Regions from separate parts of the Mus musculus genome. Here all the other regions are linked to region 1. The links are chromatin loops, found by intact Hi-C in ENCODE. Cell type or tissue: left cerebral cortex. All regions are shown on one strand. Each heading gives the region's core, and the rest is flanking DNA. Links, peaks and the distances in the headings are about the cores only.

Region 1 (10,080 bases), core at 1,725-6,724:
AGAGCTGGAGTTAAAGGCATTCAGCAGGAATTTGTTTTTTTTTTTTTTTTTAAGACTTATTTTTATTCTTCTGTATGTGTGTTTGTGGCCGTGGAAGTCACAGGTGAGCCATCTAATGTGGGTGCTGGGAATCTAACTCTGGCCCTCTGTAAAAGCAGCGAGCGCTCTCCACCGCAAGATTTATGTATTCTTTAGTTTTATTTTATATGTGTGTGCCTCAGAGGCGAGGCCACAGGAGGAAGACAGACCCTCACAGGCAGCTGTGAGCTGCCTGATATGGGTGCTGGGAGCGGAGCTCAGATCTTCCCTCCAGCCTGAACAGAATGCTTTCCGGGGAGCAGCTCTGGGCACATAAGCCTGTGTTTCCGAGGGAGCTGCTAGGCATCACCCGTGCAGAAGCTGCATTTGCAGGCTCTTACCAGTGTTCCCCGTGAGTCGTCCCCCCCGCGCCCCCCCCCCCCCCCCCCCCGGTCACCAGGCCTGAGGTGCTGTTTTCAGGTTACTCAGCGGGCCGTGCCCGGTACCTGCTGTTCTCCGCTAGGTTGAGATGCCGTTTGATATCCAGCAGGACTTCCTTCAGGAAGACCAGCCGCTTCTCCTCAAACTGCTGGCACTGCTCAAACACCTGCTCCATGCCCTCCATGTACTGTGGTGTGGTCTTGCCCACATCTTCCAGCACCTTCTCATACTTCTCCTGAGTCTGCAGGTACCAGGATGGAGGATGGGGCGGGGCCTTATCAGGCCTACAGCTCTAGCCACCACCCTCAGGACCGCCCCGCTGACCGCCCCGCCACCACGCCCACCGCCACCACCACCACAGGCACCACCACAGGTACCTTTTGCACATCCTGTCTGCATTTGTCCACTTTGTCCACAAGTTTCTTCTGCTGTTCAGGGGTGACCGACTGCTCTGTCTTACTGTTCATCTCCCGGGTCATGGCCAGCCTTTCCTCCTTACAAGCCAAGTGATAGGCCTTCTTGGCCGCCTCTAGCTGTGGAGAGATGGCCAGGGTGGGCATACAGGTGGTCACCCGTCAGCAACACGTGCCTGTTCACTCCACATCCTTCCACTGTGGAGCTGCCAAGATGGCTCGGTGGTTAAGAGCACTGACTGCTCTTCCAAAGGTCCTGAGTTCAAATCCCAGCAACCACATGGTGGTTCACAACCATGAGATCTGATGCCCTCTTCTGGTGGGTCTGAAGACAGCTACAGTGTACTTATGTATAAAAATAAGTAAATCTTAAAAAAACAAAAAAAGAGGCAGGGGCTCCGAGGTTCCAGTCCCTGGGCTCATTTGGGGGGGGGGGGGTGCTGCCCCTCATGGTACTGCAGACATGCCAGTCACAGGGATCTGTGGAGGCAGCTGTCCCCGTGCTGGACAAAGCACATCGGGTACCACAGTACCAGAGTCCGTGTGCGGACAGTTCTTTCTGCAAGATGCTGGCATTCCCTTGTGGGTAGCCTCCCTGTCCACAGATGCCCTCCTGTGACCCGCCACCCTTGAGCAGGCCAGCTGTCCTGCCTGTCTGAGGTACCTCCTTCATCTTTTTAGCCCAGGGCTTCTGGGCCTTTCGGAAGCCATCCTCGGCCTCTTTCGTCTCCTTGAAGCCACCCATGATCTGCTTGTGATAGGCATCCTTCTGCCAGTTCTTGACTTTCTCCAGGTCCTCATTCAGCAGGCTGTTCTTCACCTCCTGGTGCAGCTCGCTGACCTTATCTGCTTCTGTCATCATGGCGCCCCACGCCCGCTCCAGGCTGCCATACTGAGGACCTGGGGGAAATGTTAGGGGCAGGGGGTTACAGGGACCCCCAACACACAATGCCTATAGTCCTCTCCTCTCTGACACTTCCCCCTCTCTTCCCATGGCAACAGAAACAGCTTCTTCCACTCTCCCCAAACTTCTATCCATCCTATTAAGGCCCAGGATGACTGCTTCTGCCAGGAAGCCTTCCCTGATTGTTTCACTCTCACACTAGCCTGCAGCTCCCTATGGGTTCTTCTCCAGCATCTGTCTTGCTTCCCACTCAGTGTCTCCCTTTCCAATGTACGCCCTGTGGGCCACCTTGTATGGCAGGAGTCTCTGCTGGCTCAGAAGAGTGCTGGGCCCAGGACAGAAGCTCTAGGCAAGATGCTCAACTGAAACGTGGGAACCAGTGGTGAGTGACAAGGATCTGAGCCAATGGGAAGCAGACCTCACATTCATTTGTTGCCAGGCAGTGCAGGCCCTGCCCCCATGAGGACTGGAAGAGACTCTGAGTAAGTTCAAGGAAACCTGAACTTGAAACTTCTCTTTTATAGGAATCCAGGGTTCTGGCAACTGGACGCACAGTGTGGTTTGGTGTGGGCCCTGGGCCAGCAGACCACTGCTGCAGTCCCCTGTGTACATGAGAGGAGGGGTGTGGCTCAGTAGGTAGAGTGCTTGCCTGCCATACAGGAAGCCCTTTGTTGGTTTTCCAGCACTGCATAAACTGGAACTGCTGACAACGCAAAGGGTCAGAAGTTCAAGGTCACCCTGGGTTGTTTAGGGAATTTGAGATCAATCTCAAACAAAACAAAACAAAACAAAACAAACAAACAAACAAACAAACAAAAACAGGTGTGTATGAGCTATTTTGATTTTCTTTCTTTTTTCTTTTTTGTTTTTCGAGACAGGGTTTCTCTGTGTAGCCCTGGCTGTCCTGGAACTCACTCTGTAGACCAGGCTGGCCTCAAACTCAGAAATCTGCCTGCCTCTGCCTCCCGAGTGCTGGGATTAAAGGCGTGCGCCACCACTGCCAGGCAAATGAGCTGTTATAAATGTTCTGATTATGACAGGGCTTGAAGGTGGCATGAACTGCTACTGTTCTTGATATTTGGACAATGGGGGTGAGGTTGATAGCTCTAATTTCCCTTCCAATCATTCAGAAAAAGTATGCATATTAATAAGAAAAAGCCTGTCTGACCATCTCAAGATTATGGCCAGCTTGGGCCCGGACAGCAAAGCCTTAAAGAGAAGAAGGAGAAGGAGGAGAAGGAGGAGGAGGAGGGGGAGGAGGGGGAGGAGGGGGAGGAGGGGGAGGAGGAGGAAAGGAAGAATTAGACCCGGCAGGGCAGCCAGATATGGTGGTTCACAATTTAAACCTAACATTCAGGAGGCCGAGGCAAGTGGATCTCTGTGCCAGCTTGGTCTACATAGCAAGTTCTAGACAGCCAGTGCTACATAGTAAGATTCTGTCTCTAAGAAACAAAATAGCGGTGGAAGGGGGAGAGGGAGAAAGAGAAGCTAGGCTTGGCTGTCCACACCTGAAATCACGGATTTGGGGAGGGGAGGTAGAAGGATCAGGACAGCAGGGTTTATTCTCTGTCGAATATAGAGCTGGAAGCCAGCCTGGGCTACATAAATTTCTGTATCAAAACTAAGCCTCGCCGGGCGTGGTGGCGCATGCCTTTAATCCCAGCACTTGGGAGGCAGAGGCAGGTGAATTTCTGAGTTCGAGGCCAGCCTGGTCTACAAAGTGAGTTGCAGGACAGGCCGGTTTACACAGAGAAACCCTGTCTCGAAGAAACAAAAACAAAACAAAAAAAAAAAAACTAAGCCTCTTCCAAAATAAAATGTGGTATGTGTATGTGTGTGTGTGTGTTGTCTAGAGTCATACAAAGCAGGAGAATAAAAGGACCTGCTTTGGTCCCTTTGGTCTTTTTGTCGTGAACAAGTTTGGTCTGTTTGTTTTCCCTGGGGCCCGCCCTGGGGGACCCGCTAGAGCCCGGGGGTGGGGCACCTTTCTCGATGAGCTGGCGCCAGCGCTTGGCCCAGTCGGTGAGCTGCTGCGCGTATGCCTTCTCGATCTTGGCGCGCTCCTGCACGCAGCTCATGAGGTCGTTGCACAGGCGGTGCCCATCGTCGATGCGCTTCACCGTCCGCTTGTAGTTCCCCACCTGGTGTCCAAACAGCGAGTGACCGCGCAGCCCCTGTGATCCCGGCCCTGGCCTGCAGGGGGCGCCCCGCCTCCCACCTCCCGCCTCGTCCCGCCCTCCACCTTGCGGGGTCCCAGAACTCCACTTCGGACCGGTCTCTATTTCCCCTCTCCTTCTCTGAAACCTCCTCGCTGCCGGAAAAAAAAAAAAAAAAAAAAAAAAAAAAAAAAAAAAAACAGACGGGGCTTTATATAATTTAGACTTGGGCTATAATGAATTATTCATTTTTGCCCTTGTGAGCTAATTCTATAATATTTATCCGAGTCATATAAGCTTGAGCTGCTGTTTCTTGACACAATATTATGTTTTGTGAGGCATCTCTTTGAGCACTTATTAATCTAGGCTTGCCAGTTTCCGTTTTGCTTTCCAAAGCCAAAAGCAGTATTTTTTTTTTTTTCCTCGCCTGAGCTGAAGACTCTCAGAGGCCCCTGAAATGCTGGCTAATAGTCTCACCTCTACCTCTACTGGCTATGGAGTCTCCAGGCTAACCCCACTTTCTGGTTCAAAAGCCCTCCCCTGCCCACCATGCAGAGGGCCACAGTGGGACCCGCTAGGCAGCTGCTTGGGAAAAGCTGCAGGCATTAGTCCTAGCCCGCTTTCAAGGCTTCACCACCTGGTGGACACTGTGGGTTTTTTAAAGGGGCCCAAGGGAGTCTGGATGCAAGGTTGAGGTCCTGTGTTGAATAGGGAGACAGGCGGGAGCCTAGACCCTCACTCACCTCCCAGAAGCTATCTGTGATCTCCTCTGAGGCCTCATCGTAGGAGCCAGACATGGTGCACCTGTAGCGAGCTGTGCGGTTGTGGATCTGCAGTTAGCAGGCCTGCTGCTCACAGGCTGCGGAAGCAGGAGAGATCCGGAGGTGAGAGAAGTGGTCCTGCTCCCGGTCTGTGTCCCTGGAGAAGGCAGGTTCCCTGGGATGAGCCTCAAACTGAGAAGGGGGCAGCTTCCTGTCAGGGCTTACCATTGTGAGGATGATCCTGGTACACATCTCAACATCTCTCTCCACACCTGCTCCTCCTGCCTCCCGGGATTCAGCTGAATGGTTCTCCTCAGATGCCATCTTCCTACAGAAGCCCTCTCTCGCGCCTCCCCGAGCCTTCTCTGCACCGGTAAGCACCAGTGGGCTTCCTCGCTGAGCTTCACCCCCCTTTCCTCAGCATGACCCACCCACCGTGACCCAGCTGAATCCTGACACTAGATGCAGAAGATGGTCCTGGGTTCCCCCTAACCCCAACACAAAGCCCCTGGTCTCAGCCCTGAGTGCCCCAGCTTCTGCAGTGCAGTTCCCTGGGAACTGGCAGGAGGCCTCTCTGTCATATACACCCTGACCTAAGGGCTCCCCTGATTCTTCTTGTTGAGCCCTGTCCACCCTCTTTTAACTGTCCTGGCCCTGCCTCAGCAGCCCCATTAAGCTGCTCACACAAGCCCTCTCCCCCACATGTCTGGGCATGTGGCTCTCTGGCCCTGGGGTCACACTGTGATCTACACATGCTGGGGTGCTGCATCTGCCCTGGATCTGTCACCAGGCATCACAGTTGTCCAAACTAGGCCATGCTCTGCCCCAGGGGCCAGGGGGCAAACCCCTCCCCTACTGAGCCTCAGTCATCAGGAAACTGCTACAGAGGGCTAAAGGGCCTTCAAAGAGGCAGCCATGGCTCCTGGGACACTCCCTTGTCTGTGCAGTGCCACCGTGGCAGCTGTACTGTGGGCAGTGAGTTATCTGGGTTAGGGCGGCCTGGCTTCAGAGCCTCCTAGAGAGGGCTGGTAAAACCCATCTCTTAGCAACCACTGTCCCTCAGACAAGTGGTAGGAACCTTTGAGGATCCTCAGTCAGAGATGCCCCTCCCCCCAGCCTCAGCTTCTCCATTAGTCTGGCCTGGTACCCTATTCCTCAGTGTGGCTTTTCCTGTGTCACCCAGGACTGAAGATCAGAATGGCCACAAGCCTCTTCAGCCAAAGAGGTGCGGAATTGGATGACACGTGATACTCGGCCTCACTGGACAGAGGTCTCCCCCCACAACAACGCCTTTTCACCTTCTGGGTGCCAGGCGAGCATGCACAAGTTGGCCCACTGCAACAGTGTCGGGCAAACACCAAAGGCTGGGAGTGATCCGAATCCATGTCCCCGGGGCTAAGTACAGTACAGTGCAGACCCACAGCTCCCACCCCATCCCAAGCCACAGGCCACCAAAGTGATGTGGGCAGCTCAGCCTGGCAGGGAAAGTATATATCAAAAAGGAACTATTTGGGGAAGACCGTGAAGCATAATCGGAATGGCAGTCAGCTCCAAGGATGCACGTGACTGGGAGGAACGAGCAAGGCTGTTATTACCCTGGGCCCACCAAGAAAATGCAGACAATTTTCTTGCTTGATGGTTGACGTGGGAGGGCCCAGCCCTGCTTTTGCAATGCCACCTCTGGACAGGTAGTCCTGGGCCCAGTGAGAAAGTAGGCTGAGCCAGCCTGTAAGCAATGGTGCTCCATGTTCCCTGCCCTGCTCCCGCATAAGCTCCTGCCTGACTTCCCTCTCAGATCAACTGTGACTGAAACTGTAAGCCACGAGAACTGTGAGCCATGTGACTTTTCCTCCCACGGGGACTGTAAGTCACGTGACCTCTCCTCGAAGGGGAACTGTAAGCCATATGACCTTTCCTCGCAGGGGAACTGTGAGCCACGTGACCTTTCCTCCCATGGGAACTGTAAGCCACGTGACCTTCCCTACCACGGGAACTGTAAGCCATGTGACCTTCCCTACCACGGGAAACTGTAAGCCACGACCTTTCCTCCCACGGGAACTGTAAGCCATGTGACCTTCCCTACCACGGGAAACTGTAAGCCATGTGACCTCTCCTCCCAAGGGAACTGTGAGCCACGTGACCTCTCCTCCCAGGGGGAAACTGTGAGCCACGTGACCTTTCCTCCCAGGGGAACTGTAAGCCACTTGACCTCTCCTCCCAGGGGAACTGTGAGCCACGTGACCTTTCCTCCCACAGGAACTGTAAGCCACGTGACCTTTCCTCCCACAGGAACTGTGAGCCATGTGACCTTTCCTCCCAGGCTGCTTTTGATGATGCAGACCTTCAGTACCAGCTCTCAGGAAGCAGGAAGACATCTCTGAGTCTGAGATCAGCTTAGTTTACATAGGACTAAAAGATCCTGACAGAGAGTAAAAAATTATTTAAGCCCCTAGACCTGTGTCCAAAATAGCTCCATTGTTCCAGGATGTCAGGTGTTTGCGGTTTTTGCCAGGTGTTTGGGGTTTTTGCCTTTCTATAAGCCCAATGCCAGCTGTTTGTGGTTTGTGTGTCTATAGAAACCCCTGACCCCTTGAGCTCCTTGTTGACTCCTCTACCTCTGCATGGGATAAGAGTTGTACCCAGTGCACTGGTCTTTCCCGAATAAACCTCCTGCAGTTTGCATCAAGACCATTTCTTGTGAGTGATTTGGGGTGTCACCTATCCTGAGTCAGAATGTGGGGGAGTCCTCATGCTGTGGGTCTTTCATTTGGTGCATTGGCCAGGAAATGCGATCACCCCTCACATCCAAGAATCAACTTGGAGGTATGGGATCCCCTCTGGAATGTGTGCGTGCTGGTCGGTGTCTCTGTTCTGAGTGTCTGTTTTAAACGAATGTGCACTTGTTGTGTTGGTTTGTTTATCTGTGTCTTGTCCTGGGTAGGGCGACCACCCTCGTCTCTGAAGACCCACTTGAGGTGAGATTTCTTGTCTAAAACTGTTTCTGTGTGCCCTCAAAGTTTGGAAGTTTCTGTTTGCAGTCGCGATGTCTCACAAGACGAGACCCAGAGTGTGATCGGCCGCTCTGGGGGACGCCTCGGAGTGAGGGGAAGGACTCCAGGAGTCCAACTGGGACAGGGGTGAGGATTCAGTAGTCTCCCTGGATTGGAAGGACTACATACCAGCCCGACCTTCTGCATCCTTGGATTGGTTTTGTATATTTGTCAGTCTTTGTGTGTGTATCTCTTGTGTCTGTTTTGTGTTTTTTGTGACTTGGACGATGGGACAGGCTGTGACAACCCCTCTAAGTTTGACATTAGATCACTGGACTGAAGTTAGGTGGAGGGCCCACAACCTTTCAGTAGAAAGGGACCTTGGCATACATTTTATGCTTCTGAGTGGCCAACACTTGATGTGGGCTGGCCACCAGAGGGGACTTTTGACTTGACTGTAATCTTTGAAGTTAAAGCCATTGTCTTTCAGGACAAACCGGGGTCCCACCTGGACCAGCAGCCCTACATAACTGTGTGGCAAGACCTCTTCCAGAATCCACCCCCATGGGTCAAACCGTGGATCCCACAGCGGAAGCCAGGCTCCCAAGCCCTGGCTCTCCACAGACCAAAAGTGAAACCAAAGGTTCCTCCTGAAATGAAAGGGAGCCTTTGCCTCTGCCCTCAGCTCCCCCCAAGATCTACCCTGAGATCAAGGGCCTCCTGAGTGGCCAGAACCTCCTCTTCCTCCCTATCCCTTGCCCCCTCTGGTTCCTGCGCCTCCATGACTTCTAGAGGCCGCCCCTGGGGCCGATGGCGGCGCAGTCAGAGGACTGGCAGAGCTGGGACCCGAAGCGGCACGCACAGCATCCCTTCACAGATGAGGTTCCCGACACTATGTCTGCCTTTCCTTTGCGCACAGTGGGGCCACTTGCAGACCCTCACTCTCTCCAGACTCTTCAGTACTGGCCATTCTCGTTAGCTGATCTCTATAATTGGAAATCTAACCATCCTACTTTTCCAGAAAATCTGGCTGGACTAACCAGCCTGGTAGAATCATTAATGTTCTCTCATCAGCCCACTTGAGATGATTGCCAACAGCTTTTGCAGGTTCTTTTCACCACGGAAGAGAAGGAAAAAAATTCTCTTAGAGGTCCGGAAGAACGTCCCAGGGATTAATGGGGCCCCAACCAATTTGCCCAATGAGATAAACGCAGGGTTCCCTCTCAACAGACCCGACTGGGACTACAACACGGCTCAAGGAAGGGAGAGGTTGACAGTTTACTGCCAGGCTCTGGTGGCAGGTCTCAAGGGAGTGGCAAGACGCCCCACCAATTTGGCAAAGGTAAGAGAAGTAATACAGGGGGCAACCGAGCCCTCGTCTGTTTTCCTAGAGAGGTTAATTGAGGCTTACAGACACTACACTCCCTTTGACCTGACCTCTGAGGGTCAACAAGCCGCGGTAGCTATGTGTACTGGCTAGTTTTGTGTCAACTTGACACAGCTGGAGTTATCACAGAGAAAGGAGCTTCAGTTGAGGAAATGCCTCCATGAGATCCAACTGTAAGGCATTTTCTCAATTAGTGATCAAGGGGGAAAGGCCCTTGTGGGTGGGACCATCTCAGGGCTGGTAGTCTTGGTTCTATAAGAAAGCAGGCTGAGCAAGCCAGGGGAGGAAAGCCAGTACAGAACATCCCTCCATGGCCTCTGCATCAGCTCCTGCTTCCTGACCTGCTTGAGTTCCAGTCCTGACTTCCTTGGTGATGAACAGCAGTATGGAAGTGTAAGCCGAATAAACCCTTTCCTCCCCAACTTGCTTCTTGGTCATGATGTTTGTGCAGGAATAGAAACCCTGACTAAGACAAATTGGTACCAGCAGAGTGGGGTATTCCTGTGACAACCTGACCATGTTTTGGGGAGGACTGTGGAAGGACTTTGGAACTTTGGGCTTGAAGATCCATCCGTTGTTAAGAGCTCTGTCGGATGTTGTGTAGGAGCTTGGAAGATAATGTTGAGAACACTGCAGAAGATGGAGGTCTGGTTTGTGAAATTTCAGAGGGAAAATTAAAGACTCTTTTCAGGGCCATTGCTGTTTTGAATGTGAAGATTCTGTAGTTCTGGTTAGCTGGGGCTGAAGAATCAGCTATGATTAACAAAATACCAGAACTACTAAAGCAAAAACTTTGCATTACTGGGACTATTGATGCTGGTTAGCTGGAGCTAAGAAATTAGCGGTGATTAAGAAGAGACCAGCATCATTGAGGTGACATCTTCTGGGAAGTGTTTTCTGAAAGCACAAAGAGGCTGTGTTCCAGAGATGGCCAAGGTTGTACTCCTGCTGCAGCAGGACTTGGTAATATGTAAGGGTTACCCAGGTGGTACTGGTTTTGAAGGCATGAA
Region 2 (10,080 bases), core at 2,881-7,880, 52 kb after region 1:
CATCTGCATCACGCACTGAAGCCCTGGACTCCCCGAACCCCCAACACTACCCCACCCCCACCCCCAAACCCGCGCTCTCTCCACGCTCTAGAGCCCCTACCTGGGCGCCGGAGCACCGGACACCATCAGCGGGGCGGGTGGCAAAGCGGGCGGCGGCGGCGGCCCAGCCTCAAGCCCGGCCGGCTTCCCGGGGGAGGAGGAGGAAAAGGAGGAGGAGAAGGCTGGCGCGACCGCCGCGCGTCTCTCTGGGGCTGCGGGAAGGAGGAAGGTCAGAGACTCCGCCGAGCGCAGCGCCGCGCGGGGGCGGAGGCGGCGCGGATTAGAGCGGCTTCTCCGTGAGCCAATGGCGACGCGGTGGCTGCGCAGGTGGCAGCACCGCGGTACCCGGAGGCCGCGCCCGCCCGGCCGCCTGCTCCCCAGCTCGGTGTGTTTGATTCCTGCGCGCTCCTAATACCTGCTTCTCATGCGGGGGTTCACGCATGATAGGGGTTTGCTGTATAACCCTGGTGTGATGACCCCCTCCCTATCCGTGTGTGTCGGGTTCATGGAGAACAGGATACTTAAGATTGGCCAAATAGTAAGGATGCTCTCCTCTGCCCTATCCCACGGCCCACTCCCACACTCAGCTCTGCCAAGAAGGCCTGTGTGGATCCTCAGGCCAGTTCACCTCAGCTGGCTGTCAGCAAAGCTAGCTGGAGGCCTTTTTGGAGGTTCTCTGGGACTTGGGGATCCAAACGGTGACACACAGCTGCTGCCTTGTATTCTAACTGCTTCCAGGAGCCGGACTGTTGCCCCAGGGAGTGGGGCCTGACTCAGAAGAGCAGAGGATTCATTCAATGTGTCCAGAGTGTGACACAAACCAGAGAAGGAAGACCAGGAGGCGAAAACTGCCCACCTCTGCCCCTCCCTACCTTGAGAGACCTGGATGTTCACAGGGTTCGAAGAAGGAAGTCTTCCTGAACCCCTGGTGGTGAGGCTAACCGTGAGCTCTGAAGTTCACCAGTTCAGGAGCCCAGAGGAATGCCTGCATACAGTGTTCGTTCATTTGCTAAGAATTCCATGGACAGTTTCAAGCTATATTGTTGTTTTGTTTTTAAGATTTATTTATTTGTATAAGTACACTGTAGCTGTCTTCAGATACACCAGAAGAAGGCATCAGATCCCGTTATAGGTGCATGATGGTTGTGAGCCATCATGTGGTTGCTGGGATTTGAACTCAGGACCTTCGGAAGAGCAGTCAGTGCTCTTAACCGCTGAGCCATCTTTCTAGTCCTCAAGCTATATTATTAGAGCATAGAAGAAGACATCACTAAGACATCACCAGGCAGCATCTCATCTAGGGTAGGACCAGACAGTCAAGTATTATTAGTCAGGGAACCGAGGGATAGAATGGATGACTCTTACTTTACGAAGGGGCTTATCAGATCGGCTTAAACAATACAAGCGTCTGCATGCAGGACAGGCTGAGAATCCCGAAGCTGTCCCAGGACACCGGGTTCCTCAGGAGTCCCAGTGTGGCACTGAATGCATGGAGGATTCCTGAAGAGGCCCCGGAGTCATCAGAGGCCTTCAGGGGACTTTGGAAGGTTGAAACGTGGGGTTCTGGTTGCAGCGGCCGCAGCAGCAGCAGAGCAGATGCATTCACCAGCATGAAGCCAAGGTGGGCAAGGCAAGGGTACGGTGCCCCACCCCCCAACTTCTTACGTCACGCCACCCCAAGGAGGCACGTCTCACCACGGGAGAGTCTCTTTTCCCCTCAGTCAGTTCCTCCCTGAAACGCCCTCCACTCCCTCCACGCTTACCCGGAGTCTCTTACTTCTTTCCGGATCCAATCAAGTCCAGATTAACCACCACAGTGGCTGGTGTTCCACGGAAGGTTGAGAGCTCTGGGCAGAGCTGTCCGGAAAGGTTTTCTCCTGGTGCTGAAGGAGAGCTGAAATCCAGGTTAGACAGGTGGCTGATACAGTAGCCTGGGGCTGATGAGGCCCACCCTCCAGGCCTGCCTGAGCACCCTGATTCCTATTTCCCCGCACCCCAACCTGGAGTTTACCATCAGCCCCAGGCAAGGCTGTGAGGCTCACGAGGGTGGGACAGCTGTCTGGGGAACACCCTGACTCAGTCGCCTTATCTTGATAACCGTGTGACAAGCTGTTGGTGGAGTGGCTGGGGTGTAGGGGAGCCACGGACACACACGGGGCTCTGTTCATGGTTTCAATGATGGCTGGAACCAAACAAGGGAGGTGGAGTATCCACCTGCTGCTCGGAATTTATAACCACAACGGTCTGAGTAGCCAGTGCTCTCTCCCAGGGCTGTGCAAATGCACCCCTTATGGCAGAAGTGTTTTCACATCAAGAGGCTGATTCCCCACAGAGGTTCTCACAGAGGTGTGAAGAGGGAAAGGCTAGAAAAGCCTGCCCCTCCCCTTGTCATTGTCATGCTAGACAGTAAAGTATTTTCATGGAGACAAATTGGAGCCCTGGGGGGCTGGGTGTGTGTGTGTGTGTGTGTGTGTGTGTGTGTGTGTGTGTGTGTGTGAGGGCTGAGAAGGCAGAGAGGCATCGATGATGATGGTGGTGGTGATGATGGTGAAGATGATGATACTTTTAAGAAAAAAGCCAGTGGAGTCCACAGCCCCAAACTTCCCAGACAGGATATATCCCTAGACGGTCAGACATTTGGAGGGTTGAATAGAAGGCTATGATAGAGTGGGGAAGAGAAGCCGGAGGCTGGGAGAAAGCACAACCTTCACAGAGCTGTAGGTCCGTCAGGAGACTGGGAGGGCATAAGAACATGGCTCAGTTAGCTGAGTGCTTGCTGAGCACACCCAAAGCCCTAGGCCCCCAGCACATAGCTGGTGACATAGCTGGTGACAGTGGTTCAGGCCTGTAGTAACCCCAGTGGTCCAGAAGGAGTCTGTGGTCATCTTGGGCCTCTTGAAAAATCCAACAGGAGGTCGGTAGGGTGGTATATAGCTTTCATTCCAGCACTCGGGAGGCAGAGGCAGGCAGATTTCTGAGTTTGAGCCCAGCCTGGTCTACAGAGTGAGTTCCAGGACAGCCAGGGATACACAGAGAAACCCTGTCTCGAAAACAAAACAAAACAAAACAAACAAACTAACTAACTAACTAACAAAGAGAGGCTTAGTGGTTAAGATAACTTACTGCTCTCCTAGACGCCCTAATTTTGGTTGCCAGCACCCACATGGGGCAGCTCACACCTGTCTGTAACTTCAACTCAAGAGCATCCTCACGCCCTCTGCAGGACTCATTAGACACCTGCACCCGTGTGCGTGTGCGCAGAGTCCTGAGCAGACACACATGCCTTAAAAAACAAAGCAGTCTCTTTTAAAGACCAAACAAACAAAAGTAGAGAGGAGAGAGGGTAAAGACAGAAGGCAGCCAGGGGCTCTCTGTGCAGAGCTGAGGTGTGGCTGGGGTTGAATTCAGAACACATGCGCACACACACACACACACACACACACACACTGTGTAACCTAAAATAAAATGTTTCGGGAACTGACGCGGGATGTCCACACTTCCCAATTTAGACCAGCTTCCTTGTAGACTTTCTAATTGCAGACCTTCTGCTTGCCTGTCCAAGGTGAACCTAACCCACCTTCCTGCTTTGCGCCCCGCCCCGACCCCTTCCTGTTCCGCGTACCTCCCCCACCCTCCCTCCCGTTTTGCGCCTCTGCTTCAATACAGATGCCCTCCGTTTCCGGCACAGCAACTCTTCCTTTTCTGAGCATTTCCCACGTCTCTCGTGTCCTGGCCTCACGTTCTCTCAGCCCCGTGGAGATCTGACCCCTGTATGTTTCCATGGGGCTGTCCTTCCCACCCAGAGCCCTGAACCTCCCTTGGTCCATCCTCCCTCAGACTCTGGGCCACGCAGAAGGAAGACAGCGCTGGTCCTGAGGGGTTTGCAGATGCCAGCGAAACACAAAAGACGTAGGGACAGAAAGGCAGGCCAGCACTGAAAGGCGCGGAAATAAATAAATCAATGAATGAATAATGGATTGGTAATTGATACTGCGTGTTAGGCCTGGAAGAGGGGGCCGGGCAGAAGGGAGACTCCAGTTGCCCTGTCTTCCTATAGAAAAAAAAAGGGGGGGGGGAAGGAGAGCCGTTTTGAGTTCTCTTTCTCTCCCTCAGACAGTCATGTGTATCTTCCTATGGTGGTCTTGAGCCGTTGCAGGTGAGGTCCAACTTCTGACCCTTACCCTCGCTCCACAGTGCTGGGATTGCAAGCATGCACCACCATGCCCAGTTTGCGGTTTTGTTGTTGTTGGTTTTTGTTTTTTGGGTTGTTTGTTTGTTTGTTGTTTTTATTTTTTCAGACAGGGTTTCTCTGTGTAGCCCTGGCTGTCCTGGAACTCACTCTGTAGACCAGGCTGGCCTCGAACTCAGAAATCCGCCTGCCTCTGCCTTCCAAGTGCTGGCATTAAAGTCATGTGCCACCATATTGGCTAACAATTATCTATTATTATTATTATTGTGTGTGTGCCCTGCATCCATATGTGTGTTTGAGCACAAGTGCCACGGTGTGTGGATGGAGGTCAGAAGATAACTTTTGGGAGCCAGTGTTCTTCCTCCAGGAGCCGGGATTGAACTCAGGCCACCAGGCATCTGCAGCAAGCACCTTTACTTGCCGAGCCTTCTGCGCATGCTCAACAGGCACTGTCCACACCTCCAGGCCAACCACCCCTGTTCTTTCCACAGCTTGAAAAGGAAGGCCAGGGATCTATCCCACTGTGGGTAGATGGGATTCTGAAGCCCAGAGAGTGAAAGAGGCTCGTTCCAAGTCACACAGCACTTCAGTGACAGAGCTGGGGCTATAAACAGATCTCTGAGCTCTGATCTGGTCCTTGCCACCTTGAGTCCTGTTTGGAGGCTGGGCAAGATGGATCCGGGAGTCTGGCTGGGTCTAGGCTGCCTAGGACAGGGTTTTATTTTCTACGCTCCCTTTCAGCAACCTGACGTGGGAATGGGCAGTGCTGAGGGACGGCCTTCCGGCTCTCTCTCCTCATGGCGCCGTCAGCTCGCTTCAAGCTCTCGGACAGTGAGTCACCTGCCTGGTGGACAGGGACGATTGCCAGCCGCACCTTGGACCCTGAGACCAGATGTCAGGAGCCTTGCAATGGTTTCTCTGCCACTGACTTATGGCTGGAAACCACACCTCCTGCATGAAACCCTTAACCTTTAGGGGTACCCAGATTTAGGACCCCGGAGACAGCTTACCCAGGACACACAAACAAACAGAGCCGTCCCTGTACCGGGTTCTTTCTGAATTTGAGGCATAGGAACCATGGGGACGCTGTAATTACTGACCATCATGGTACAGGCTGGGATATGGAGGCCAGAGAGGTTAGGTAGCCTGTGTGATGTCACACAGCTGGAAAGCCTTGGAGCTGTGAATCCAATCCAGGCAGGACTGAGGCAGAAAGAAAAAGCAGACTGGACTAGGTGCTTACTTCAAGCCAGAGGGCTCGACGTCGCTGCGGTCCTGTGGCTATGGCCTGGACGCCCTCGCCACCTAGTGGTACAGTACCTTAACTACAAGCGGAATTCCTGTTTGGTTTGGGTTTAGATTTACGTTTTTTTTTTAGTCAAGGTCTTCGGTAGTAGCCTAGACTGCCTGGACGCACTATGCAGCTGAGGATAGCGTTAAACCTCTCATCCTCCTGCCTCCACTGCCCCAGTGACAGCGCTCTACTCCACTGGAGCTGTTACAGTTGTGAGCCACCACTTGGTGCTGGGAACTGTGTCCCGGTCCTCTGCAAGAGCAGTGTGTGCTCTTAACCAGCTCTTCAGCCCCTATTGTTTTTTTTTAATTTTTTTTTTTATTATCAGTGTGTGTTGGGGGCGGGGTCAGAGGACAATATCATAGAGTTGGTTCTCTATCTAACTTTATGGGGTCTCCTGGATTCAAACTCAGGTCCCTCAGGCTTGTACCTCTGATTTTATTCTTTCCTTAAGTTATTTATTTATTTGTGTCAGGGAGGGGATAGTGGGTATATAGAGGTCAGAGGCCAACTTTTTTTTTTTTTTGGTTTTTCAAGACAGGGTTTCTCTGTGTAGCCCTGGCTGTCCTGGAACTTACTCTGTAGACCAGGCTGGCCTCGAACTCAGAAATTCACCTGCCTCTGCCTCCCAAGTGCTGGGATTAAAGGCATGCGCCACCACTGCTGGGCTCAGAGGCCAACTTTTGAGAATTGGGTCTCACCATCCACCATAGGGGTCCAGGGGATCAAACTCAGGTCGTTAAGCTTGGCTGCAAGCACCCTTAGCTGCTTAGCTGCTCCACTCTCAATCTCATGTGCTCTTAACCTTAACACTTGGAGTTGACATGATGATGCACACCTGAAATCTTAGAGCTCAAGACACTGGGACAGGAGGATCAAGGGTTTCAAGTAAGTTTGGGCTATAGAGCAACACCTTGCCTCAAAGAATCAGACAAAACAAAATAGTCGTAGTTCAGAAAGGATGTTGTTTCTGCCGCATTCCAAGGCTTTGGTGCACGGCTAACCTCTTACTACAGTTTGTTAACCTTTCCTCACTGTGACAAACACCCGAGAGAACCCATTTCAAAGGAGAAGGGGTTTCTTTTGGCTCGTGGTTTCAACCCAGGGTCGGCTGGATCTATTGCCTTGGGCCTGAAGCCACACAAAGTGTATTGGCAGTGAGAACACATTTGTTGTACCAGCTCCGGGTGGATACAAATCTATGTACTGTTGAGCCTTTTAAAAACAAAAATAACAGGGGGGGGGGGCTGGAGAGATGGCGCAGTGGGTAAGAGCACTGACTATTCTTCCAAAGGTCCTGAGTTCAAATCCCAGCAACCATTTGGTGGCTCACAACCATCCGTAATAAGATCTGATGGCCTCTTCTGGGATTCTCTATGTAGCCCTGGCTGTTCTGGAACTCACTATATAGACCAGGCTGGCCTTGAACTCACAGAGCTCTGCCTACCTCAGCCTCCCTAGTGCTGGGATCAAAGACATGCACCACCATTCCTGATGCGGGTGTCTCTGTCTAATGTCCCTCATTCTGTTGTCATGCCTCTTGGGCGGCACGCCCATGTCCAGCCTGGGTCCTCAGGTTTTAGTTAAGGGACCTGGAAGTAGACCCACCAGGGCTTTGCCCTACTCACTCCTCGTCCAACTTTGCTGCTTTAACACGGGCTTTTGTGTAGCACAAGAGATCTTTGAACATGCCCTGGTGCTGAGGACCCTCTGACCCTCCTGCTTCTCCTCAGCAGCACACAGATTACACCTGTGCACACCTCAGCCCCATCTCTACTGAGTTGGGATCAAGCCCAGGGCTCCTGCATGCTAGCATGTGCCTTACCAACCTGGCCACAGAGCCCTGCCCACCGTGTTACCCCAGCCACAGAGCTGTGTCTCCAGTCTCTCCCAGGTGCTGTTTTCTTTCAATATTATACTTGAGACGGGGTCTTGCCAAGTGTGGTGGCACATGCCTGTAATCTCAGCACTCAGGAAGCAGAGGCAGGCGGATCTCTGCGAGTTCAAGACCACCTGGTCTACAGAGTAAGTTCCAGGACAACCAGGGCTACACAGAGAAATCTTGTCTCCATCTCCTGCCTCCCAGAAAAAAGATTAACCATTACACCTAGTGCTACTTTGAAACCCACCTTATTTTGATAAGGAAATGGTCTGGGTTGATGTTGAGCCCATTGCTCCAGACCTGCATCTTATGGCCATAGAGGACACATTTGGTCGAACACCCTTGTTCTTGGCTACAAGCTTGGGTGATGTCTTAGTTAGGGTTTTACTGCTGTGCACAGACACCATGACCAAGGCAACTCTTATAAAAGGGAAACATTTAATTGGGGCTGGCTTACAGATTCAGAGGTTCAGTCCATTATCATCAAGGCAGAAACATGGCAGCATCCAGGCAGGCATGGTGCTGGAGAAGCTGAGAGTTCTGTATCTTGATTTGAAGGCAACCAGGAGAGACCGACTTCCAGGAAACTAGGAGGAGGACCTCAAAGCCCACAGAGACACACCTACTCCAACAAGGCCACACCTCCTGATAAGGCCACACCTCCTAATAGTGCCACTCCCTGGGCCAAGTATATTCAAACCACCACAAGTGACTTGCCCAGATGTCTGGGGACATCAGTGGGTCTCAAGCCCAGTTTTCCTGTTTAATTGTAGAGCTCTCTCTCTCTCTCTCTAAATCACAGCTATCACTAGCTTCTTCCTCCAGAATCAAATCCCATTGGGAAAAGATGGGGTTTACACAGAAGACACTGCCTCAGGGCTCAGCATGGAACCTTCTAGTCTGTTGCTCTCCTTTTTTTTTTTTTTTTTTTTTTTTCCGAGACAGGGTTTCTCTGTATAGCCCTGGCTGTCCTGGAACTCACTTTGTATGTAGACCAGGCTGGTCTCGAACTCAGAAATCTGCCTGCCTCTGCTTCCCAAGTGCTGGAATCAAAGGCGTGCGCCACCACGCCCGGCGCCTGTTGCTCTCTGCTTCTCTGCTTTTTACTGCTTTTGGGTCTTTTGTTTTGGCTCTCAAGTATGCGTGAGTGTGCATGAGAGAGAGAGAGAGAGAGTTTGAGAGTGTGTATGTGTCTATGTGTGAGTGTGTGTGTGTGTGTGTGTGTGTGTGTGTGTGTGTGTGTATACACATGAGTACAGTCTTTGTGAACTCATGTATGGGTATGTGTCTGTGTGTGAGCATATGAGTACAGTCTATATGTATTCATGTATGTGTGTGCAAGAGTGTGTGTATGTGTATGTGAGCGTGTATGTATATGAATATAGTCTCCATGTACTCATGTATGTGTGTGTATGCATATATGTATATGAGTGAGTATGTGTGAGTGTGGGTGAGTGAGTGAGTATGGGTGAGTGTGGGTGAGTGTGTATGTGTACACATGAGTACAGTCTCCATGTACTCGTGGACGGTGTGTGAAGGGCAGAGACTTATGACGGATGACTTCCTCCTCTGTCACTTTCCACTTCAGTCTTTGTGATGGGGTCTCACTGACTCCGGAGCTAACTGCCTGGGCCAGGTTGGTTGGCTTGTGACTCTGTCTGTCCCCTCAGCACAGGGATGACACACATGTTGCCACCACACCTGGAAGTTTCACACGGGTTTGGTCCTTATGCTCGTACAGTAAGCGCCTTACTGACTGAGCCACCACCACCTCCCCCAGGCTCCAGTCTTGAGGGGATGGTGTTTTATTGCCAGTGAGTGGGGGCTTTGCCTGCTTGTATGTCTGTGTACCATGTGTGCCTCGGATGTGAGCTTATCTCAAAACACAGCAGAGCTGGTGTGTTGTGCTGGTACAGGACTTTGATCCCAGTGGTAGAGCGGGTGGGTTTCTCTGAGTCCATTCTACAAAGCCAGTTAGTTCCAGACAAGGCTACGTAGTGAGACTCCATCTCGGAAGCAAAACAAAACAAAACCCAACAACGACAAAACAGGGTGAATAACGGACTGTGTTCTTCATAAGGGAGGTTACTGTATGTCCCAGGATGTCATCGATACAATATAAAAATGACCTCAGTAAACAATCAAAAGTTCTAGCCAGAGGCAGCTTGGAAGGTCACCAGAGGATTGTGGGTACGGCTGGCAGGAGAGCGGCTCACAGACAGAGGTGGAGACGGCTCAGCTCTCCCTACAGGGTACTCATGCTGGTACAGGACTTTGATCCCAGTGGGTTTCTTTGAGCGGGTGGGTTTCTCTGAGCGGGGCTCGTTCTCTGGTAGAGGTGGAGTGGGGGCGTGGCTGGGAAGGAGTGATTGGTGTTTTCTGCCAAGGGTGACTCCCTCCACCATCTCTGGCATCTGTCTTGGTCTCTGACCAAAATACCTGTGGTGCTCCTAAGTGGCAGCGTGCCCTGTGTCCCTCAGTCCGCCCTGTCCATTGGACTCTACCTGCAGCAGAGTGAACAGAGTGAAACAGGGCCCCATTTTGGAGCACAGCCTGCCCTGCCCCCCACTGATCTTGAACTCAAACCAGGAAGAAAAGCCACGGAGGCAAAGGCAAAAGACTCAAGGACAACAGGGTCCCCAACAGCCCTCCAAAGCTCTGAGACTTGGTCAGAAT
Region 3 (10,080 bases), core at 2,148-7,147, 59 kb before region 1:
TTATACTCTCACTGCCCACCCCACCCCCATTTAAAAGTAACTTTTCAGTGCTGGAGAGCGCCCACATGGCAGCTCACAATCAACTGTAACTACAGTTCAGGGGCTCCACCGCCTTCTGACCTCCACAGGTGCCAGGCATGCAGAGCAAACATCCATACACATAAATTTGGTTGATTAATTGCTTGCTTGTTCGTTCATTCATTCATTCATTCATTCATCCATTCATTCATTCGTTGTTTTTTCGAAGCAGGGCTTTTCTGTATAGCGGTGGCTGTCCTGAAGAACTGACTCTGCCTCTCACTCCAGTGCTGGGAGCGCCACCACACCTGCTCCACACATACACTTTTAACTCATCTTAAATGCAAATAAAATCAGCTTCTGAGCCAGTGAGGCGATCAGAGAGTGGAGGTGCTGAGAAAGCCAAGACTCAAACACCAGGAAAGTGCAGGTTGTCCTCACTTGCGCGTATGTGCTGTGCCGTCCCCGCACTATACACATTCCAGATGATATCCAGGAAGGCTTGGGCAGACTGGATTAATAATGTGAAACTTCATCTTTTTTTTTTAAGATTTTTATTTATTATTATACATAAGTACACTGTAGCTGTCTTCAGATGCACCAGAAGAGGGCGTCAGATCTCATTACGGATGGGTGTGAGCCACCATGTGGTTGCTGGGATTTGAACTCAGGACCTTTTGGAAGAGCAGTCAGTGCTCTTACCCGCCAAGCCATCTCACCAAACCCGTGAAACTTTATCTTAAAGAGACATTGGGACAAGCGTTGTTGTTGTTTTTAAACCAAGCAAAATCTTACTCAGAAAAAAGTATGAAACATCTGGCTATGTTTTCTGTGTCCATCGAGATGTGTTGACTTCCTCCTTTGGAATGGCACAGGCAGTGGTCAGTGAGTAATGACCACATTGCTGTAAGTAGAGCAGTTCACTGTCCAATCAGCCCGAGGATTAGAGTGCCGATCCCTGCCCACACTGACCATGCAGCAGGAAGATTAGCTGCTCGCAGAGCAGTTCAGAGTCAAGTTTGAGTCAGAACTTCAGTTGTGTCATTTACAGCAGGAAAGCAAGTGTTGGCAGGAGGAGTGGAACAGAACAGGGGTAAGGAAAGGGGTTCGCAGAGGTCACCTGAGCTTAGAAGTGGCTGAGACAGCCATATGGGGAGAGTGACAGTGATGCAGGGAGCTGTGAGTGATGGGTCGTGTCGGCCGCTTCCCGTGTGCTTCTCTGAAGAGGAGTGGACGACACAGTCACAGATGGCTTTGGCGGTACTGGAACTACCTCCGAGTACTGCCACATGCCTTTAACCCCAGCACTCAGGAGGCTGAGGCAGGACAGTCAGGGCTCCACAGAGAGACCATTCTGTCTCGAAAAAACAAACAAGCAAAAAGACAAATATTGGTATAGAGGGATTAAAGAAGGGCTCAGCGTCCAGAGCACTGGCTGTTCTTCCAGAGAACCAGGTTCAGTTCTCAGCACCTATATGGCAGCTCACAACCATCCTTACTTCAGTTCCAGAAGATCTGACTCCACCTTGTGGCCTCTACCAGCACTGCATGCACATGCAAAATACCCATACATGCAAAAACAAATAAATTGAATATGTATAGATATATGCATATGTGTATATGAAACTGCAATGGCTACAAGTAGAGATTTGTCTAATAGTGAGCCTGAAAGGCATGTGTGTGGGTGGCTCAGTGGTTAAGGTACTTGTTGCTGAGCCTGACCCACGTGGTGAAACAATAGAACCAACTGTCACGTTGTTCTCTGACCTCCATGTATGCACTATGTTATTTTTTAAAGAGACATTAAAGGTATAGGTAAGGAGGATGACAGATAGTTCAGTGGTTAAAAACCATTTGCTGTTCTTAACAGAGGACCCACATCAGGCAGCTCACAGCCACCTGTAATTCCAAGGGATCCAGCATCCTACTCTGCCTCCTAGGACACCTGCACACATGTACATTATACTCAGGCACACGTACAGTCAGTCAATCAGGAAAGCATAGGTGATCCTAAACAGCTGTATTTAGCTTGAGAACACAGGGGTAGTTGGTTCTTGAAGTAGACATGCTTAAAGTTGTGAATAGTGTCCTTGGCCCAGTGAGGAGAGCTACTTTTGAATTGTTCCTAAATGCTCAGGCATACTTTGCCTGTAGATGAGGAAACAAACGTTCTGAGGGGCTGCGTGCCTTGCTGAGTGTCACAGCAGGAAACAGGTAGCACACTGCAGGTGTGGGTGCCCTATGGCTGAGAGGTCTCTGCCCCCTCTGGGTTGCTGTGCTTGCTTCCCTAGGCCCTCTCATTGGCTGAATGAACTGTGTTGTGGACCAGCAAGGACTGAGGTGACTGGGTGCCATCAGGGCCGGAGGGAGGCAGCATTGAGGTGTGCTGAGACGCTGTGGTATGGAGCTGCCTGTGGTGTCTCCTTAGACAGCATTCCACTTGCTGAGGGTTGAGAGTGTCCTCTTCACATTTGAACTCTGAGGGCAAACAAGCCAAGTGCCGTTTATGATAGAAGGGACTGCAGAGTGCGGAGGGCATGTGCTTCACCTGCTGCTGTCCTCAGTGGTGGGGGGCCTGAGGGGGGCTGTGTCGGATGGGCAGCTGTGGGCATCAGCAGTTGGCAAGAGATTGGAATCACCTAGGCTGGTAGGCCAGAGAAGAACAAGATGCTCTTGGAAGCCCATCTCCATGCGAGGTCTCTGGAGATGGAGTCTGGCTAATGGGAGCTGTACAGACAGGTGTGTGGAAAGAGTAGACCTACTGAAGTCAAAAAGGTGGTCTCGTGACCCGCATCTCTGTGTGCTTTCTGAGACCTTCCAGAACAGTAAGACCAAGTGATTCAGGACAGGTGGGAATAAGTGTGAGGCTGTGGGGCAGCAGGTGCTGTCTGTCCTTCCTGTCTGCAGCAAAGAGCCTTTTACATACACCAGGCAAGCTAAACCCCAGGGCAAGTACGGCCATTTTGTCTCAGCTCTGGGAAGAAGCAGGCTGCTGTTTGTTGTGTGCTTCCACCTTAAACTGGATCACAGCCGGAGCCTCTTAGTATTTCTGCCAAGCCCTGGTTCAGAAGGAGAACATGTGATTGTCTCTGCAGCCTTCTGCTCGTTCCTCCTTCCACTTTGCCATAGCCACAGCCAAGTGCCGTCTGCCTTTCGTGCCCACAATCCCACCTCTACCCTGTATTTTTAGGAATACAAATGTGTGTGTACCAGAGAGAGGGAGTGTGTGCGTGTGTGTGCATCCACGTGCGCGCACGCTCATGCGCCTCTGCCCAGCATTTTTGAAAATACAAACATGCACATGTGTATATGTGCACTTATGCACCATAGTGCTTGTCTGAAGGTCAGAGGTCAGCCCTGCAAAGTTGGTTCTATCTTAATCATTTGGGCCCCATAAATGAACCTGCAGTTGGCAGTAAGCAGTCTTACCTGATGAGCCTTTTGGTGTACCCTGGGGCTAGCTAAAGCATACAAGCATTAATCTCGGACGAAGCACTGGAAGGGTCGGTGTGACCCACAATGTGCTCATGCTGTCTGCACTGTTGGGGCTGAGCCGGTCTTTTACTCTGTGGGTACAGCGGCCACGACTCAAATCTTCTTATCTGCTTTGAAGCAGCCACAGATTTAACGTACTAGCCTGGAATAGCGATGTACACTTTTAATCCCAGCTCTCTGGAGGCAGAAGCAAGAAGATCTCTGTGAGTTCGAGACCAACCTGATTTTATACACACACACACACACACACACACACACACATATATAGAGAGAGTGTGAGTGTGTGTGAGTGTGAGTAAAGGTTCAAGGACAGCCAGAGATAGGGAGAGAGACCCTATATCAAAAAGGAAGGTTAGCATAGTAATAAGGAGCAGTCAGGGGAGGGCCAGTTGAAGTAGGCCCAGCGTGTGACAGTTTACCAGAGACAGTTAGTGTCACTAGCTGGCTAATGATTTCATGAAAGGGCCCCTCTGCAGCTCTCCTGGGTAGTCTTAGTAACCAAGTAGTTCTAGGGATTTATGACTGCCCTGTTCAGGCTCCTCAGCATTTTAGAGGAGGAGCCAGGCAGGTGCTACTCCTGCCCCAGTAAACACCTTGGCCTGGTAAGCTTTCTCTCCGTCGTCAGGGAGGGAGGAGATTCCTGAAGAACGTCTCTGATCTCCTGGGTTCAGATTTTGTTGGCATTGAAATTGCTACTGTGACAAAAGCTTGTATAGTCCCTGAAGTCACAGAAGCAGCTGTCTTCCGTCCCCCAATTGTCCTGCAGAGGGTGCAGTCTCTGTAGTCACTGAAGCAGCTGTCCTCCATTCCCTGATTGTCCTGCAGAGGGTGCAGTCTCTGGCTCTACTTTTTCCTGAGCATGCTCTATAGAGTGGGGACAGTCTCAGCGGCCGGCCTGCTAATTTTGGCAGGCTCTGTTCTACAGAGGCTGTGTAGGATGCTAGGCTCAGAGACAGCCAGTTCAAGCCCCGAGGTAGAGATGTGCCTGGTGGGTTCAAGGAGTGAGAACAAGGTGGGGGTGCTGCAGGGGAGGCGAGGCTGAGTACAGTGTGAAGTCAGGGCAGAAATCAGGTGGCAAAGCTTTAGGGATGTCGTGAAGGACGCCATGGTCACTCTGCCCTGCATAGAACAGAGAGCAGTGGAAGCAGAGAGGCCTCCTCAGCAAGAGCGCACAACGGATGTGGGGTGTGAGGAGAAAAGACAGAGAGGTTAGAAGGGTGGGGTCAGGAGCCGTGCGTTCCATAGAGGGAAGAGCAGCCTCACACTAGATAGGAAGGTTAAGAGAGAAGGATAGGATAGGATCAGAGTTGTACGTCTGAGTGTTGCGTCACACGAATGGCGTCTAACCTTGTATCGCGGTTGTCATTCTCTAGATGATGGCTGACTCGAAGCTGTTGGTGTGTGTAAGAAAGTCCAGAGCCTAAGCTGTGCTCTCAAACACACCTAGAGCATCATTGCTGCAGTTTGCATAGACTCCAACTCAGGCAAAAACTCATACATAGAAATTACAAACCAGTCAGCCAAGCAAGCAAGCAAACCAAAAGGAAGGACGGAAAGAAAAAAGGATGTGCGGCGGCCAGGCATCGTGGTTGCAGATCTTTAGTCTCAGCAGAGGTAGATGGATCTCTGAACTGGAGGCCAGCCTCGTCTAGCCAACTCTGCAGAGTTAACCCTTTTCCCACCCCCACCCACAAAGAAAAACCTTTAAGAAGAAAGACAAAGGCTTGTTATGTAGCTCACACCTCCAATTCTGAGGAGGCAGAAGCAGGCAGACAGCCTGAGATATGCAGCACGTTCCAGGCCAGGGAGGCCACGCAGACAGACCCTGTCACCTACAAGAGAAACCCATCTAAAGCCACACAGGCCTAGAAGCTGAGGCAGGACAAGAGTTTGGGTGACAACCACTAGCAACCCAAAATCCAAGGGAGACAGCCAAGGCCCTGGGTTAGAGATGTCTGTGAGCCACCATGGGCGGGCTTGGAATCAAACTTCAGTCCTTCTCAGCACCCCCCATCCCATCCCTGCTCTAGGACTTCCATAGTTGCAGAGAATAATACAGTAGTCACCAGTGCCTGCCACCTTTCCACGGCACTTAATAGTAGGCCGTGGCCAGAACCCAGTTAGAGTCGGGTGTTTCTAGCACATTTTGATGAATGGTATTGGTTGTCCTGTGCACACGGTCTGTATGTACATTTGTGTCAGGTGTGGAGGGAGACTCCTCACTCACCTGTAGCAGTTGAGAACCCATGACCAAGGAGGAAGAAGCAAGAGGGAGGAGCATGAGCCCCGCCCACCCGGCAGCCTGGCACATTCTGTACAGAAAACGTTTGTCAGGCAGGGGACTCTGGGTTTGATGCAGTGCGATGACTGCATCTCCTGAAGGCCCAGAAGAACTAGGTGTTTGCATTGGCATGGACTGTATGTGCACTTCAAAATAATTTAAGCAAACAGTGTGGACCTAGAAAATGTCTTTTGTTAGGTAGCATTGCTGATTGACTGAAGCTGAGAAGTATGTCCAGGAACTCTCCTTTGTACCTCAGCAGTTTCAAAGCCATCAAGCTCCTCTGTGTTTGTTTTGGGGCTCTGGGCATTGTTTCAGATTGCTGACACTGGTCAGGCTTGTAGCACAAGACAGCTGTGTTCTCAGGATTGCCAGCTTGTCACACTGGTCATGTCACAACTATCTCTCCCTTTTCCTCTCCCCTCTGCATTGATTTCTGCTGGGGTTCTAAGGTAGGGTCTGTGGACAGCATTTCACCACTCAGTAGTACCCAGGCTTCTCTGGCGACTCCAACAGAGATGTTCAGCGTGTGAGAACCCATGCTTATCCCAGAGTGAAAGAATAGCTTCCCTCCCTGCAGAGCCCTGAGGGACTGGGGATTTTTGCTGGTAGTGGGTTCCTAAGGACCAGTCACAACTGTCTGCTCTGTACAGAGGCAGCTTCATGGTGTGTGGTCAGTCATGCGTCTCCTCTGCACAGCCTCTGCTGATCCCTGTCTTTAAAGTGTCACCAGTGTGCCTCACCATGACAGGGACATAAGCCAGACAAGAGAAATAGAATGTGGAAAAATTGGATTTTTCCAGCTTTTCTCTTTGCTTTCAAAAAAAAAATGTATTGTGCTACAATCAATTTTTAAAATGTTAATATAATTTTTAACTCTGTGTGTATGTGTGTGTGTGGGGAGTGCCCATCAGTGCCCTCACAGGGCCTCAGGGCCTCTGGAGTGTAAGTGTTAGTCAGAGGCAGCCGGGAGCTGAGTTCTGGCCCTGGGAAAGCATCCGGCATCCAAACTGCTGAGCCACCTCTCCAGTCCCTCTTCCTTTTGAGATTTTTTAAAAATTTTTAAATTTTAACATTGCTTTTGTGGGTGTGAATGTGGTTGTGCATGCCACAGCTCATGTGAAAGTTGGGGTGACTTGTCTACAGTGCGGGGCCCATTGAACAGTTTTCAGTCTCTGTTGTTGCAGGGAGCCCACATTAGCCCAATTCTTGTATTTCCGCCTCCTGAACACTGGGGTAGAAGCTGTTTGTGCTTCCGTCAGCTTCTTTGGATGGATGATGGGAGGGGTTTGAGACAGGGTCTTAACTGCATAGCTGTGGTTGGCCTGGCACAAGCAGAAGCCTTCCTGCTTACGCCTCTGCCTCCCGAGTGCTGGGATTGAAGGCATATGCCACCATGCCTGGCTGATTTCCTTCTTTTTTAGAGATCTCCTTGCCCTAGGAGAGGCCAGAGAGAACCCTGTCCACAGCATCTCATCTAGGTTCTAGCATACTGTTCTAGCGGAAGACTGCTTTGTATAGGCTACATAAGCCCTCTAGCAACTGAACCTACTCTCTGGCCCTCAGATACTTTCGAAGCTTCGGTTGGATTGGCTCCTCGAGGCAGGTTTCTTAGTTGGGTCAGGGAAAGGTTGAAGGCTGGCAACGCTTGCTGCGTATGGGTACCTGGGATGGGGAGGGGAGAGAAGTTAGGTGTGTGGATGCTGAGGAGGGTGGACAGAAGCGAGTGGCTGACAGGATGGATAGGCTGGGACAGTGCACAGACAGGAGTAGTTTAGACCATCTGGGGAACTGCCACAGAGATTGGAATAGAATGGTTTACAAGGCACTCAGAACCTTTAAGTAGTTTGACAGAATCGGAAGGCTATGACTCCCGTCTACCCTGATAGGTCCTCAGGCCTGAAATAGGTGCCCACACTCACCTCTGGCAGCACAGAAATAAATATGTCTTTGAACTTTAGAGTATTTTCCCAGGAAAGTGGCAACGCCTGGCACACCGTCACCCAGCAGGTGGGGGATGAGTTTGACTAGTTTGATTTTGCTGATTTGTCCATTTCCTGTTAGTGAGAGCCTTGGATCCCATCACGTTGGTCGGTCTCCAGCCCTAGATGGCCAGTCCCTCCAGCAGGGCTGCAGCACTTGATACGTGCAGTCCAGTGTCAAGACAGCACTTCCTGCAAAACCTTGTACTTATCTATGTTTGCATTGGGCAAGCAAAGCTAGGAAGAGGATGAGCAGGCCTGGGGGGGGGGGGGGAGCGGTTCCCTGCATGTAGCAAACCGTCCTCTTTATTAGCCTGTGTGAACCTTTTTATTTATTTAAACCAAGTCACAAAAGTGAAATAAAGACAGGTATACGAAAGTTTCCATGTTGTGGTTTGTCTAAGCAAGTTTTCAAATAGAGGGGAAAAGATTAACCCAAATGGTCTCTGGGAAATGTCCTTTTTGAAGAAATTTCAGCTTCTTTTTGGCACCTTCCCCCAAGATAATAGATAAGAACTCAGTCCCCAGCAGAGCAAGTCCCTTCCTTCATTTTTAGCACAGTATGGAAGGATTGGTGGAATGGTCCGTGCGCAGAAGCAGCTGGCTGTCAAACGGGGACTTAGGAGAGAAAGGAGATGTGACTGAGGCAAAGCTAGTTCTCAGTGATTTGCTTGCTCGTTTGACTATGTTGCAATGAAGTTAATGTGGGTGTTTGCTTCTTTGATGACTGTTAGTTTAAGTTCAAACATTTTACATCTAGAAATACAAAATATGAAAATTTTAAATACCAATAGGATTCGTCAAGTGGAAAACTATACTAAGAACCTCTGTTTCATATAAAAATGGTACGCTATATACGAGATACTAATAAACTGTTTAGTCTTGGGTCCCATCCCTCAGTCAGCTTATTATGTGCAGATATTCCAAAAGCTGGGGGAACAATCCCAAACACCTCCAACAGAAGTGTTTCATATTCAGACAGTCAGTGTGCACCCCTCTTTGGGGAGGCTTATGCTGGCACCGCAGTTTAGGACTCGTGTATTAACAGGCCCCCCCTCGCAGAAGCTCATAGACTAGCCATGCCTCTCGCTGCTGCACAGGGTTAGCATCGTGAGGACCGGTTCAGGCAGTTGTTGGTGTTGGGTTTGCTTTGCAGACTGTATAAGAAGTCCAGGTCTTTTCTCCACAAGTAATAAGGCTTGACCCTGGGCAGCACCTGCTGGGCATGTTACCACCGAGCCCCGCCCACATCTTCAGCATACAAGGGCTAGATCTTAAATTGTTCTTGAGGAAAATAAGGATGGGTTTATGTGAACTTCCATTCATACATAACAAAATATTTTAGAAAGGCAGTCCGCTTGTGGCTTGCTGTAGTTAATATTGCACTTCAGACCATTCAGGACCTGACCCAGCTGCCCTGACTGTTCGCCTGGCTCAAAGCAGCGTGATCTCTCAGGGGCAAACAGCAGACATCTGTTGACTGCATGTGGAGCTTGTGTTCATGTAGGCCCTGCTGGAGGGCCTCACTGCCTGCACACTGGCTGCTGGACTGACTGTAAGCTTGACAGCCTCTGCAGGCCTGAGGTGCTCCTCCTCCTCTGGCAGAGGTGCTAGGACAGTTCTTTACTGGATTGGTGTCCTCACATCATGGTTGGCATGGCTAATGGGACTGATAAAGGAGGGTGGCTCTCTACCATGCTGATGAGTTGACTTCTGTGTGGGTCAGAATTGAATTCGGAGCTCTCTGGTACCGTCTGGGGCTACATCCCTCCATCTGCTTCCCTTACCACAGCACACTGCTACAGAAGATAGGGAGTGAGAGTCAGTGCTAGGGAGGCAGTTCAGTGGGTAAAGTGGGTGCCGCAGGAGCTCGAGGAGCTGAGCAGGGTGCAGTGCTCTGTCCCCGAGTCCAGTGCAGGGGAGGTGGAGACACCTGGACCTTAGGGCTCCCTGGTCAGTCTGGCTAGATTGAGGTTCAGAGCGACCATCTCCACATCCATGGCAGGTGCATGCAAAGCCGTCACTCAAAGCCGTCACTCGACTGTCCACTGGTTTGTAGGACTGTGGCAGAGTCTGAAATGTGGATGGGCCGTGTGTGTGTCCTGCCTGCTGACTTTCCCATGCCTCAGTTGTGCCACACAGGACGCCCAACATGCTGATTTTGGAACCTTCAGCAGTCTCTCTTCTACAGCAGGCACCATGTTGCCTGTGTCCTATGGTCTCCTTATGACACACAAGATTCTGCATGTAGGACCTCTAGGTCACGAGGTGGTTTCCAAACAGATGGCTCGCTCCTCCCTCCTT

What was found. A loop is a pair of places that touch in the nucleus more often than their neighbours do. Peaks named below come from ENCODE experiments on the same cell type or tissue, not always from the same donor. Only the 100,000 strongest peaks of a DNase experiment are listed, where the experiment ranks them.
Region 2: it touches region 1 in a loop (5-fold over the local background); 3 of 42 quality-filtered maps call a loop at or near these places.
Region 3: it touches region 1 in a loop (2.1-fold over the local background); 6 of 42 quality-filtered maps call a loop at or near these places.

Annotation. Positions count from the first base shown.
Region 1 is chr17:27,696,537-27,706,616 of GRCm38, reverse strand. Pacsin1 (protein kinase C and casein kinase substrate in neurons 1) reads right to left here. Exons shown (of 10, transcript NM_011861.3): 2 at 4,676-4,850; 3 at 3,761-3,917; 4 at 1,537-1,772; 5 at 837-992; 6 at 525-700. The coding sequence starts at 4,729. Among named protein-coding and RNA genes, the nearest start is that of Spdef, 27 kb to the left of the region's middle. In left cerebral cortex, for the core only: a CTCF peak has its summit at 3,926 (motif pointing right); DNase peaks (open chromatin) are centred at 2,162, 3,822, 4,604 and 4,941; H3K4me3 peaks cover 216 bases; H3K27ac peaks cover 2,444 bases.
Region 2 is chr17:27,645,780-27,655,859 of GRCm38, reverse strand. Pacsin1 (protein kinase C and casein kinase substrate in neurons 1) reads right to left here and starts at 269. Exons shown (of 10, transcript NM_011861.3): 1 at 101-269. In left cerebral cortex, for the core only: CTCF peaks have their summits at 3,235 (motif pointing left) and 5,534 (motif pointing left); a DNase peak (open chromatin) is centred at 5,519.
Region 3 is chr17:27,756,111-27,766,190 of GRCm38, reverse strand. The region is part of intron 4 of Ilrun (inflammation and lipid regulator with UBA-like and NBR1-like domains); the gene reads left to right. Among named protein-coding and RNA genes, the nearest start is that of Spdef, 32 kb to the right of the region's middle. In left cerebral cortex, for the core only: a CTCF peak has its summit at 4,301 (motif pointing right); DNase peaks (open chromatin) are centred at 3,092, 4,338 and 5,838; H3K27ac peaks cover 3,097 bases.